Regions from separate parts of the Homo sapiens genome. Here all the other regions are linked to region 2. A link is a contact called in ENCODE Hi-C or POLR2A ChIA-PET data. All regions are on one chromosome and are shown on one strand. The core of a region is the stretch at or near the end of the contact, and the rest is flanking DNA. Distances in the headings are between cores, read along the strand shown.

Region 1 (3,759 bases), core at 30-2,529, 86 kb after region 2:
TCTGCCCTTGAGTTCAGTGGCCTCATGGGACTCAGTTCACAGATTGAAACCAGTAGTTTCAGGAGCAGTAGCATATAAAAAAAATGAGCAACATTTTTGAGAATATTCTATCAAGCAGGCATATGACAGGTATTCAGAATTCTCAGTTCTAAGGTGAGTTCTCAAATTTGTTTTTAGGCCACCCACTTATTTTTTCCTATGTGAGAAGGAGAGTTGTTATTTGTATTTACTACTATTTGTACTTTAGCCAAGCTTGCCAACACAGATAAGGGAGTAAGAAGTGATAATAAGGCCGGGCTTGGTGGCTCACGCCTGTAATCCCAACACTTTGGGAGGCTGAAGTGGGCAGATCACCTAAGGTCAGGAGTTCGAGACCAGCCTGGCCAACATGGTGAAACCCCGTCTCTACTAAAAATACAAAAATTAGCCAGGCATGGTGGTGGGAACCTGTAATCCCAGCTACTAGAGAGACTGAGGCAGGAGAATCACTTGAACCCAGGAGGCAGAGGTTGCAGTGAGCTGAGACTGTGCCATTGCACTCTAGCCTGGGCAACAACAGTGAAACTCTGTCTCAAAAAACAAATAAATAAATAAAGTGATAAGAAGACATCCCCTAAAACTATCAGGGATGCAGCCTTGTGTTTGGCTTCTCCAAAGAAAAGAGTCATATTATGGTGTTTTAGGTCCCTAAAAATTCAATAAACATTTACTAAATGATTACTATGGTCATGGAAATGATGGCTATGTTAAGTGTAATATGAAACTAGACCTTTGCTTGCCAATGCTGAAGGCCAAAAAGCATTCCACAATAAGCTGACCAATATAAATTACAGAATTTCCTTCTTGGAGAAGAAAGGAAAGATAATAATATTAATTATTATTATCATTATTATTTTGAGATGGAGTTTTGCTCTTGTTGCCCAAGCTGGAGTGCAGTGGCATGATCTCGGCTCTCTGCAACCTCCGCCTCCCAGGTTCAAGCGATTCTCCTGCCTCCTCCCAAGTAGCTGGGATTACAGGCGCATGCCACCACGCCCAGCTAAATTTTTTGTATTTTTAGTAGAGATGGGGTTTCACCATGTTGGCCAGGCTGGTCTCGAACTCCTGTCCTCAGGTGATCCACCCACTTCGGCCTCCCAAAGTGCTGGGATTACAGGCCTGAGCCACTGCACCCAGCCAAGATAATTATTTAAAAGCGACTCTTTTGTTGTTGTTGCAGAACAAAGCAATCCAACAATAATTTGTGTGCGTGTGCTTCAAAGAACTAGTTACGGTATGATGATGACTCATCCCATTGATGGAAGATGTAATTTTTCTTATTGATTGAAGTGAGGCATTAATAAGAAAAATGGCTGAGAAGCTCTTGTCTGTATATTTAAGGTAGTGCTTTTCTCTAGCATGGTGCTAGACCACCTGCATCAGAACCCTGTGGGGAGCTTGTTAAATGAGACACAGCTTGGGCCTACTGAATCAAAGTCTCTTGGGCTAGGCCCAGGAATCTGCATTTTAACAAGTGCCTAGGCGACTCATGTAACTATATACTAAAGTTCCACCACATCTGGCTTAAGGTTCTTCCAGTTCTGATACTCTAGGATCTTTGAGTCCTTAGTGTGTTGCTTCGTTCTCTGAGCCTCATGTTTGCTGTAGAGTACGTGTTACCAACATAATCTAATGCCACTTTACACTGACTGATATAATGCTCTAGAGTTCATAAAGTCCTTTTAGTTAGGGGTAGGTTGTCACCTAGAAACATAATAGCTGATTAGTACTGGAAGTATACAGAGGTTCCTTCAGGATGGCTCAGCTCTCTCGTGGGCAGCCTTCCCATGCCAGCAGCCAAGCCCCAGCAGATGGCAGCAATGAACCAAATGAGCCCTGGGTTCCCCCGAGGCTTGCCTACCTCCCACACCTTATACAGTTGGCTTCACTAGCAGACCCGTGTGAATGAGTAAGCATAAAGGCTTGAGATATCTAGGTAATATAAAATGCAAGTCTGCCACCTGCTATTTCAAATTACATTTAAAAAACAGGACACTGTTCATAAACTACTTTCTAATTGAACAGGATTCATAAATGGAAAATGATTGGTTAGGCACAAATGATTCTCTGTTTAGGTGCCAAGAATGACATCTTTGTAAAATTCCAAAGAATGGTTTATTATGAGACTGGCTAAGACGATGTTGCACAAACAACCATACAATTGTGGATGCACTGCAATGGGTCAAAAATGAAAAGAACAATTGCCAGGAGCATTTTAGTAGCTCCATAGAAAAGAAGCTCTCCTGACTTCAAGTCTAGTGTGCCCATTTATAATCTAGGCCCAGAAAATGAAAATCCTAAAAAGGGTTAAACAAAAAATATTAATAAAGTCTGAAGTGTACAAATTCAGTTGTTTTCATGTCCACCCTCATTTTGGCAATCTAGTAGAACATATGGAATTCTTTTTATAAACGAAGGTGTCATTCTTTTTTCCTTGTAACAATAAGAATGGAATGAGATGACCATAGTCAGTCAATTTCTCAAGCAACAAAATGCAATCAGGGTCACAATGTACTGTGATCAGGGGGTAGGGGACACAAACTTCCTGATTTTTAGGATGTTCTAAACTGCAACCTAAGACCATTTTACTCTAATCAAATAAATTAGCTTGGCAGGGAAGTAGGTATAAAACATTAGCAGAGAAAGTAGTAGTGACGATAGGGAAAAACAAGGTCTCTGAAGGGAAAATCTCTAAAGGGAAGACATGGACAGAGAACAGAAAGAGCACATGTCCTTCCTCTGTCTAAAATATTCTAATGACTTCCCCGTTTGGGCTACACATTAAATTCCAAACGCCTTTGTAGGCATCCACTCAGGTCTGCCTTCTCCCTTTAGCCTCATCTTCCAACACTCCCCCTCACGCATGCTTCCCATTTCTGCATCTGCGTGCTTCTGGGTTTTTCCCATATGTTGTTTCCCTTCCTTGTAACGTTTATCTCCTTTCCTCAAATCTGGACCCCTCATTCTTTAAGACTAGGCTCAAATGTTACTTTCTCAGAGAAACTTTCTCTAACAGCCTTACCTTAGATTTACATTTCACACCGCACAACCTTCGATGGTAGCTCTTATTATATTATAATCCTTTATTTATATGCCTTGCTCTCCTCTTAAATCACATGCTCCTTTTTTGGGGGGGGCGGGGGGACGGTGGGAACAGAGTTTCACTCTCGTTGCCCAGGCTGGAGTGCAATGGCATGATCTTGGCTCACTGCAACTTTTGCCTACTGGGTTCAAGTGATTCGCCTGCCTCAGCCTCCCGAGTAGCTGGGATTACAGGCATGTGACACCACGCCTGGCTAATTTTGTATTTTTAGGAGAGACGGAGTTTCTCCATGTTGGCCAGGCTGGTCTTGAACTGCTGACCTCGTGATCCACCCGCCTCGGCCTCCCAAAGCGCTAGGATTACAGGCATGAGCCACCGCGCCCGGCCACATGCTCCTGTTATAGTGCCTGCGTGCACATCACAGAGACTCAGTGTACTTATGCAAAGTGAATAAGGCGTGCTTAAGACTAACAAGGCAGCTAAGAGGACTGCTGGGTGGTGGTGGGGATATCACTAAGAAGGTCCATAAAAATAGACCATTCAAATTCTAGTTCAGTTTTAGAACTCAAGCAGTGATCTAGTTTGAGAAACAAAGTTTACTGACTAAACTGTACTACGTGAATTTGAATGTCACTTATTACTAAAATCTGCATTTTAGTGCTAAAATATTGTTGGTG
Region 2 (3,388 bases), core at 483-2,982:
TCAGGAAACTGGGTGGTACCATTGGCTGAGATGGAGCAGAGTGCAAGTTTAGGAGAGTCAGTAGAATTCAGATGTGCATACGTTGAGTTAAATGAGATGCCGGTGATACGGCTAAAACCAAAACCAAGGAGGCTGTTGGATAAATCACCGGCATTTCAAACTTAAGGTGTATAAAGGTGAATTCTTCATTTACCTTATTCTGAAATTCAGAGACGTCCAGGCTAGAAATGGAAATTTTTTTTTTTAAGCATTATGAGTGCTATTTAAGTCACTTACGGATGATGCTATCTAGGGAGAACACATAAACACAGAAGAGTTCCAAGAATCAAACCCTAAGGAACTCCAACATTTGGAGGGTGGATCCAGAAAGAGAAGGCAGGAGAGAGGAGAGAAAGCCAGTGCCTGAGGGGAGCCAGGAAGGACTCACAAGACAAACACAGCCTAGAACTGTGCTTACATTGTGCTTGGAAAAAGAAATAGACACCAGATCCCTGCTTCCTGTTTCCTTATGTGAACCCAAAGTATCCGAGACAGGTCTCAACCAATTTAGAAAGTTTATTTTGCCAAGGTTGAGGACACACGCCCGTGACACAGCCTCAGGAAGTCCTGACCACATGTGTCCAAGGTGGTCAGGGCACAGCTTGGTTTTATACATTTTAGGGAGACATGAGACATCAATCAATATGTGTAAGATGTACATTGGTTTGGTCCAGGAAGGCGAGACAACTCGAGGTGAGGGACGGGGCTTCCAGGTCACAGGTGGATAAGAGACAAACAGTTGCATTCTGTTGAGTTTCTGATTAGCCCTTCCTTGTGGAATTAGGTATTTCCTTGTGGGCAAATTATGAGCAAGGTGTGTAGCTTTTTTTTTTTTTTAATCTTTGTAGCTCTCTTATTTAGGAAATAAAATGGGGGGCAGGTTTGCCTGAAAGTTCTCAGCTTGACTCCTTGGCTTAGTGATTTTGGGTTCCTTGGAAAATGATTTATTTTCCATTCACACTTGTGGCAGGAAGTGGCCCAGACTCATGGAGTTTCAGTGTCAAAGTCTAGGCTGGTATAGAGGGAGCCCATGTGCTTGTCTAAGTTTATTCATTTGTCTACACTAGCAGGTGACGGGTGGCTGGGCACAGTGGCTCATGCCTGTAATCCCAGAACTTTGGGAGGCCGAGGTGGGTGGATCACTTGAGGTCAGGAGTTCAAGACCAGCCTAGCCAAGATAGTGAAACCCTGTCTCTACTAAAAATACAAAAAATACGGCCGGGCACGGTGGCTCACACCTGTAATCCCAGTACTTTGGGAGGCTGAGGCAGGTGGATCACGAGATCAGGAGATCGAGACCATCCTGGCTAACATGGTGAAACCCCATCTCTACTAAATACACAAAAAAATTAGCTGGGCGTCATGGCAGGCACCTGTAGTCCCAGCTACTCAGGAAGCTGAGGCAGAGAATTGCTTGAATCCAGGTGGTGGAGGTTGCAGTGAGCCTAGATCATGCCACTGCACTGCAGCCTGGGTGACAGAGCAAGACTCCATCTCAAAACAAAAACAAAAACAAAAAATTAGCCAGGTATGGTGGCACATGCCTTTAGTCCCAGCTACTGGAGAGGCTGATGTGAAAGGATCACCTGAGCCTTCATCACTGCAGTGAGCTGTGATGACTGAACAGGGTGAGTCAGCTCGGGGGCAGGTGCCCACAAGCCTTTGAGAGAGGGAGTCCACTCTGAGGATGGGTGGGTGGGGCTCAGGCATTGTTAGTCATATTCTTGTTCTCATTTCCTGTTTTTTTTTTTTAATCTCTCTCTGCCACTTCCTTTGATTACACCCATTTCTCCTCTTTCTACCTTACTATCTTCCCCCGCCAGAAAGCTAATTATGATTTCAGCAATCATTTGTCCCCATAATCCCATGATAATAAAATGTCCTTGTCCTCATCAATTACTATGCTGATTTATTTATTTTTTTTTTTTTTTGAGACAGTCTCCCTCTGTTGCCCAGGCTGGAGTGCAGTGGTGTGATCTCGGCTCCCTGAAACCTCTGCCTCCCAGGTTCAAGCGATTCTCCTGCCTCAGACTCCTGAGTAGCTGGGATTACAGGCACGTGCCACCATGCCCAGCTAATTTTTGTATTTTTAGTAGAGACCAGGTTTGACCATGTTGGTCAGGCTGGTCTCGAACTCTTGACCTCGTGATCCGCACACCTTGGCCTCCCAGAGTGCTGGGATTACAGGCGTGAGCCACTGCTCCCGGCCAAATTTTTTTCCTTCACATCTCTTTTGAATGCTTGAAAATTGCTGCCAGATATTTTTGTTTGTTTGTTTATTTATTTTGAGGCAGAGTCTTGCTGTGTCGCCCAGGCTGGAGTGCAGTGGTGCAATGTTGGCTCACCGCAACCTTCGCCTCCTGGGTTCGAGCGATTCTCCTGCCTCAGCCTCCCAAGTAGCTGTGATTACAGGCGCCCACCACCACGCCAGTCTTTTTGTATTTTTAGTATAGACGGGGTTTCACCATGTTGGCCAGGCTCATCTTGAACTCCTGGCCTACCAAAGTGCTGGTATTACAGGCATGAGCCACCACGCCTGGCCTGTTTGAGACAGAGTCTCGCTCTGTCGCCCAGGCTGGAGTGCAGTGGCATGATCTTGGCTCACTGCAACCTCCACCTCCTGGGTTCAAGCGATTCTCCTGCTTCAGCCTCCCAAGTAGCTGGTACTACAGGCGCCCACCACCATGCCTGGCTAATTTTTGTATTTTTAGTAGAGACAGGGTTTCACCATCTTGGCCAGGCTGGTCTCGAACTCCTGACCTCAGGTGATCCACCTGCTTCGGCCTCCCAAAGTGCTGGGATTACAGGCGTGAGCCACCATGTTTGTTTTTTGAGATGGAGTCTCACTCTGTAGCCCAGGCTGGAGTGCAGTGGCACGATCTCGGCTCACTGCAACCTCCGCCTCCTGGGTTCAAGCGATTCTTCTACCTTAGCCTCCTGAGTAGCTGGAATTACAGGCACATGCCCCCACACCCAGCTAATTTTTGTATTTTTAGTAAAGGATGGGGTTTCACCATGTTGGCCAGGCTGGTCTCAAACTCCTGACCTCCAGTGATCCACCTGCCTCAGCCTCCCAAAGTGCTGGGATTACAGGGGTGAGCCACCGTGTCTGGCCTACTGCTGGATATGTTTTATTTTTTGTTTTTGTTTTTGTTTTTTGAGATGGAGTTTTGCTCTTGTTGCCAAGGCTGGAGTGCAATGGCGTGATCTTGGCTCACTGCAACCTCTGCCTCCCAGGTTCAAGCAATTCTCCCGCCTCAGCCTCCCGAGTAGCTGGGATTACAGGCATGTGCCACCATGCCCGGCTAATTTTGTATTTTTAGTAGAGACGGGGTTTCTCCATGTTGGT
Region 3 (3,370 bases), core at 37-2,536, 73 kb before region 2:
CAATCAGAAATGCCATTGTCCTAGGCAAGAGAATCTTTTTACACCCCTCCTGTGGCTGGCTGTGGAAGCACCACAGCCAGACAGATCACCTCCTGTCGTGTTCTTGCTGGATAACTTGCTGTTATGATTCATTTTAAGGTGAAGCACTAGTGCATGAGAGCAAGTAATAAGGTGTAAAGTTGGAGACATTCATCCTGGACAAGCCCTGGTAGTGTTCCCCTGGTATTCTCATAGAAACCGAGACAAGAAACAATTTTCAGCTGAATCTTGTAAATTTCCAGATTGGCTTTACTGATGATAACTTGCCTAATATTTATTTAGCACTCATATCATGCTATGATGTGTATGATAGAGTAACAACTGAAAAACTGAACAACTGAAAGTTGTTGAAAGTAACAACTGAAAAAGCCATCTGACCATTCTATCAAGTTTCTTTTCTTTTTTCCTTTTCTTTTCTTTTCTTTTTCTTTTTTTTTTTTTTTGAGAGAGAGTTTCACTTTTGTTGCCCAGGCTGGAGTGCGATGGCGCAATCTCGGCTCACTGCAACCTCTGCCTCCTGGGTTCAAGAGATTCTTCTGCCTCAGCCTCCAGAGTAGCTGGGACTACAGGTGCCCACCACCACACCCGGCTAATTTTTGTATTTTTAGTAGAGACAGGGTTTCACCATGTTGACCAGGCTGGTCTCAAACTTCTGACCTCTGGTGATCCACCTGCCTTAGCCCCCACAAAGTGCTGGGATTACAAGCGTGAGCCACTGCACTCAGCCTTCTTATCTTTTTAGTATAAATGGAAAGAGGACAATGAACACATACAAACTATTTTGTTAAATCATCCTTAGTTTTTGTTTTTCAGTGAACTTTGATTAAAGGAAACATATTTGGGGACAGAGTTATTCTGTTTATTTATGTGGACATTGCATTACATCTGGGAAATAGACTGTCAAGGTACAGAGGGTACTCTGTGGCCTATATCAATAAGCCCCAGCCAAGGTCTAGTTATCCCTTTTTAGGTAAGTAGGTGAAAGGGTGATGGTGGTAATGTGAGTACTTGCATCTCTGGTTGTAGAATTTTTCCTAGGCTATTGGAAAGTCTATATTAAGGCTAGGAGTTCCTGGTCATATAGAGACCTCTAGCCATTGAAAAATCCTTCTGTGGTGTTGATAGAGCAAGTTTGGCATTTGTCCACTCTAAGAGGACTGCATGTCCTTGTGACTCAAACCATTAACTGAGAACTGGCCTTGACCTGTGGGGAAGGACATGATGAGGAGAGAAACCCAGCAGGACATTGTTATCAGTGCCAACATAAGCACGAGGGTGAAATGCATCTGCTTCTTGAGCTGCCGTTCTGCAGAGGAATTTGTTAGTTAACCGGCACTGGCTGAGTGTCTGTTCTATTTAGAGCTCCTGTTATGTGGGTTAGCTAAGTATCAGCTCTTTAGGTCATAAATACATTGAGCATTTTGGGAAGACATTTAATATATGTGTGGCTATGTATTTCTCTAACAACCATCCCCTAATTTTTTTTACATGATGTATGTTGTCCATATTAGATTCTGTACAGGGTTCCTTCCATCCTTCCTTCCTTCCTTCCTTCTTTCCTTCTTCCGTCCTTCCTTCCTTCCTGTCTTTCTTCCTTTTTTTTTTTTCAGGGGGAGTACAGTGGTGTGATCTCAGCTCACTGTAGCCTCAACCTCCTGGCCTCAAGTGATCCTCCTACCTCAGTCTCCTGAGTAGCTGAGACCACAGGGTGTGTGCCACCATGCCCAGCTAATTTTTGTATGTTTTTTTTTTTTTTTTTGTAGAGACAGGGTTTCACCATGTTGCCCAGGCTGGTCTCCGACTCCTGGGCTCAAACAATCCACCCGCCTTGAACCCCCAAGGTGCTAGGATTACAGTTTTACAGTGTGAGTCACCATGCCCAGCCTTTTCTTTTCTTTTTCTTTAACTTACAATGCTTTAATTTTTTGATAGCTTTATTGAAGTATAAATGATATACAAAAAATTGCACATATTTAAATGTATAAAATTTGATGACTTTGGTTATAATGCACATATACCTATGATATCATTGCCACAATCAAGGTAACAAATAAGTTCATCATCTCCAAAAGTTTCGTTGTGCCCCTTTGTCTGCCTTTTTGTGTGTGTGTATGCGAGGAAGAACACTTAACATGAAATCTACCCTCTTAACACATTTTTAAGTGTACAACATGGTATATTGTTAACAATAGGCACTATGTTATACAGCAGATGTCTAGATCTTAATCATCTTATATAACTGTAGCTTCATACCCATTGAAAAACTCCCCATTTCCTCCATCCTCTGGCAACCTCCATTGTATTTTCTGCTTCTCTAAGTTTGATTATTTTAAAGTCCTCATGTAAGCTTCTGTGACTGACTCATTTCACCTAGCATAATGTCCTTTAGGTCCGTCCGTATTGTCGCAAATCATCCCCTAACAATTTCATGCAGGGCTGCCTTGATTCTATAGTAGCTCCCTTTCACATGAGCAATATAAAGTGTGCTTAATTGTGTATTTGAGTGAGGTCTTTATACTCTTACTGCATGCAGCCATCCACAACAATGCACATGAGTAGTGTCTGTGTAAGAGGAGGCACAGTCAAACAGAAAGCATTCTCTTTCCGGCATGTCTGCAGAGCCTGGACACTGGCATATGCAGAGGCCCTCACAGGACTCACCTTAAAACCCAAAGTGGTTTTAAAACTTGTGGTTGGGCGTGGTGGCTCATGCCTGTAATCCCAGCCCTTTGGGAGGCTGAGGTGGGTGGATAATCTGAGGTCAGGAGTTTGATACCATCCTGGCCAAAACGGCGAAACCCTGTCTCTACTAAAAATACAAAAACTAGCTGGGCGTGGTGGCGCATGCCTGTAATCCCAGCTATTCAGGAGGCTGAGGCAGGAGAATCGCTTGAACTTGGGAGGCAGAGGTTGCAGTGAGCTGAGATTGCACCACTGCACTCCAGCCTGGGCGACAGAGCGAGACTCCGTCTCAAAAAACAAAAAAAAACACCAAAGAAAACCACTTGAGGTTGTACAAGAAATAGTCGGAGTGACTGAATCCTGCTGTGGAATCACTAACGTGTGATTTGCTTAAAAGTTTACTTAAATAAGTTATAAATCTATGATACATTTTTTTTTTTATGTAGCCCAGGCTGGAGTGCAGTGGCTTCCATCTCAGGAGGTGTCTCCCGTGTTTTTTTTTGTTTGTGTGTGTTTTTTTTTTTTTTTTTTTTTTTTGAGTAGCTGAGTAGCTGGGATTACAGGCACCCACCACCATGCCTGGCTAATTTTTGTATTTTTAGTAGAGACGGGGTTTCACCATGATGATCAGGCTGGTCTCGAACTTCTT

What was found. Hi-C counts contacts between places; a loop is a spot of excess contacts on that map. ChIA-PET counts read pairs that join two places held with the same protein, here RNA polymerase II (POLR2A). Pooled maps may share reads with other maps.
Region 1: a pooled map shows a loop between it and region 2 (2.1-fold over the local background). The contact joins two enhancer-like sites. A Hi-C loop is called at or near these places in 1 of 50 pooled maps. POLR2A ChIA-PET finds 5 or more read pairs at or near these places in 2 of 52 experiments (activated naive CD4-positive, alpha-beta T cell and naive thymus-derived CD8-positive, alpha-beta T cell).
Region 3: a loop to region 2 is called in a pooled map, with 3 times the contacts of the local background. The contact joins two enhancer-like sites. A Hi-C loop is called at or near these places in 9 of 50 pooled maps. POLR2A ChIA-PET finds 5 or more read pairs at or near these places in 4 of 52 experiments (Caco-2, GM12878, HEK293 and 1 more).

Annotation. Positions count from the first base shown.
Region 1 is chr13:45,279,336-45,283,094 of GRCh38, reverse strand. The region is part of intron 7 of GTF2F2 (general transcription factor IIF subunit 2); the gene reads right to left. Among named protein-coding and RNA genes, the nearest start is that of SNORA31B, 55 kb to the left of the region's middle. Within about 2 kb of position 1,279, at least 3 of the 41 ENCODE cell types and tissues checked have a DNase peak (open chromatin) inside an H3K27ac peak, as active enhancers do.
Region 2 is chr13:45,365,880-45,369,267 of GRCh38, reverse strand. The region is part of intron 3 of TPT1-AS1 (TPT1 antisense RNA 1); the gene reads right to left. Among named protein-coding and RNA genes, the nearest start is that of TPT1-AS1, 26 kb to the right of the region's middle. RefSeq lists an enhancer at 1,289-1,795. Within about 2 kb of position 1,732, at least 12 of the 41 ENCODE cell types and tissues checked have a DNase peak (open chromatin) inside an H3K27ac peak, as active enhancers do.
Region 3 is chr13:45,438,492-45,441,861 of GRCh38, reverse strand. No RefSeq gene overlaps it. Among named protein-coding and RNA genes, the nearest start is that of SLC25A30, 22 kb to the right of the region's middle. Within about 2 kb of position 1,286, at least 8 of the 41 ENCODE cell types and tissues checked have a DNase peak (open chromatin) inside an H3K27ac peak, as active enhancers do.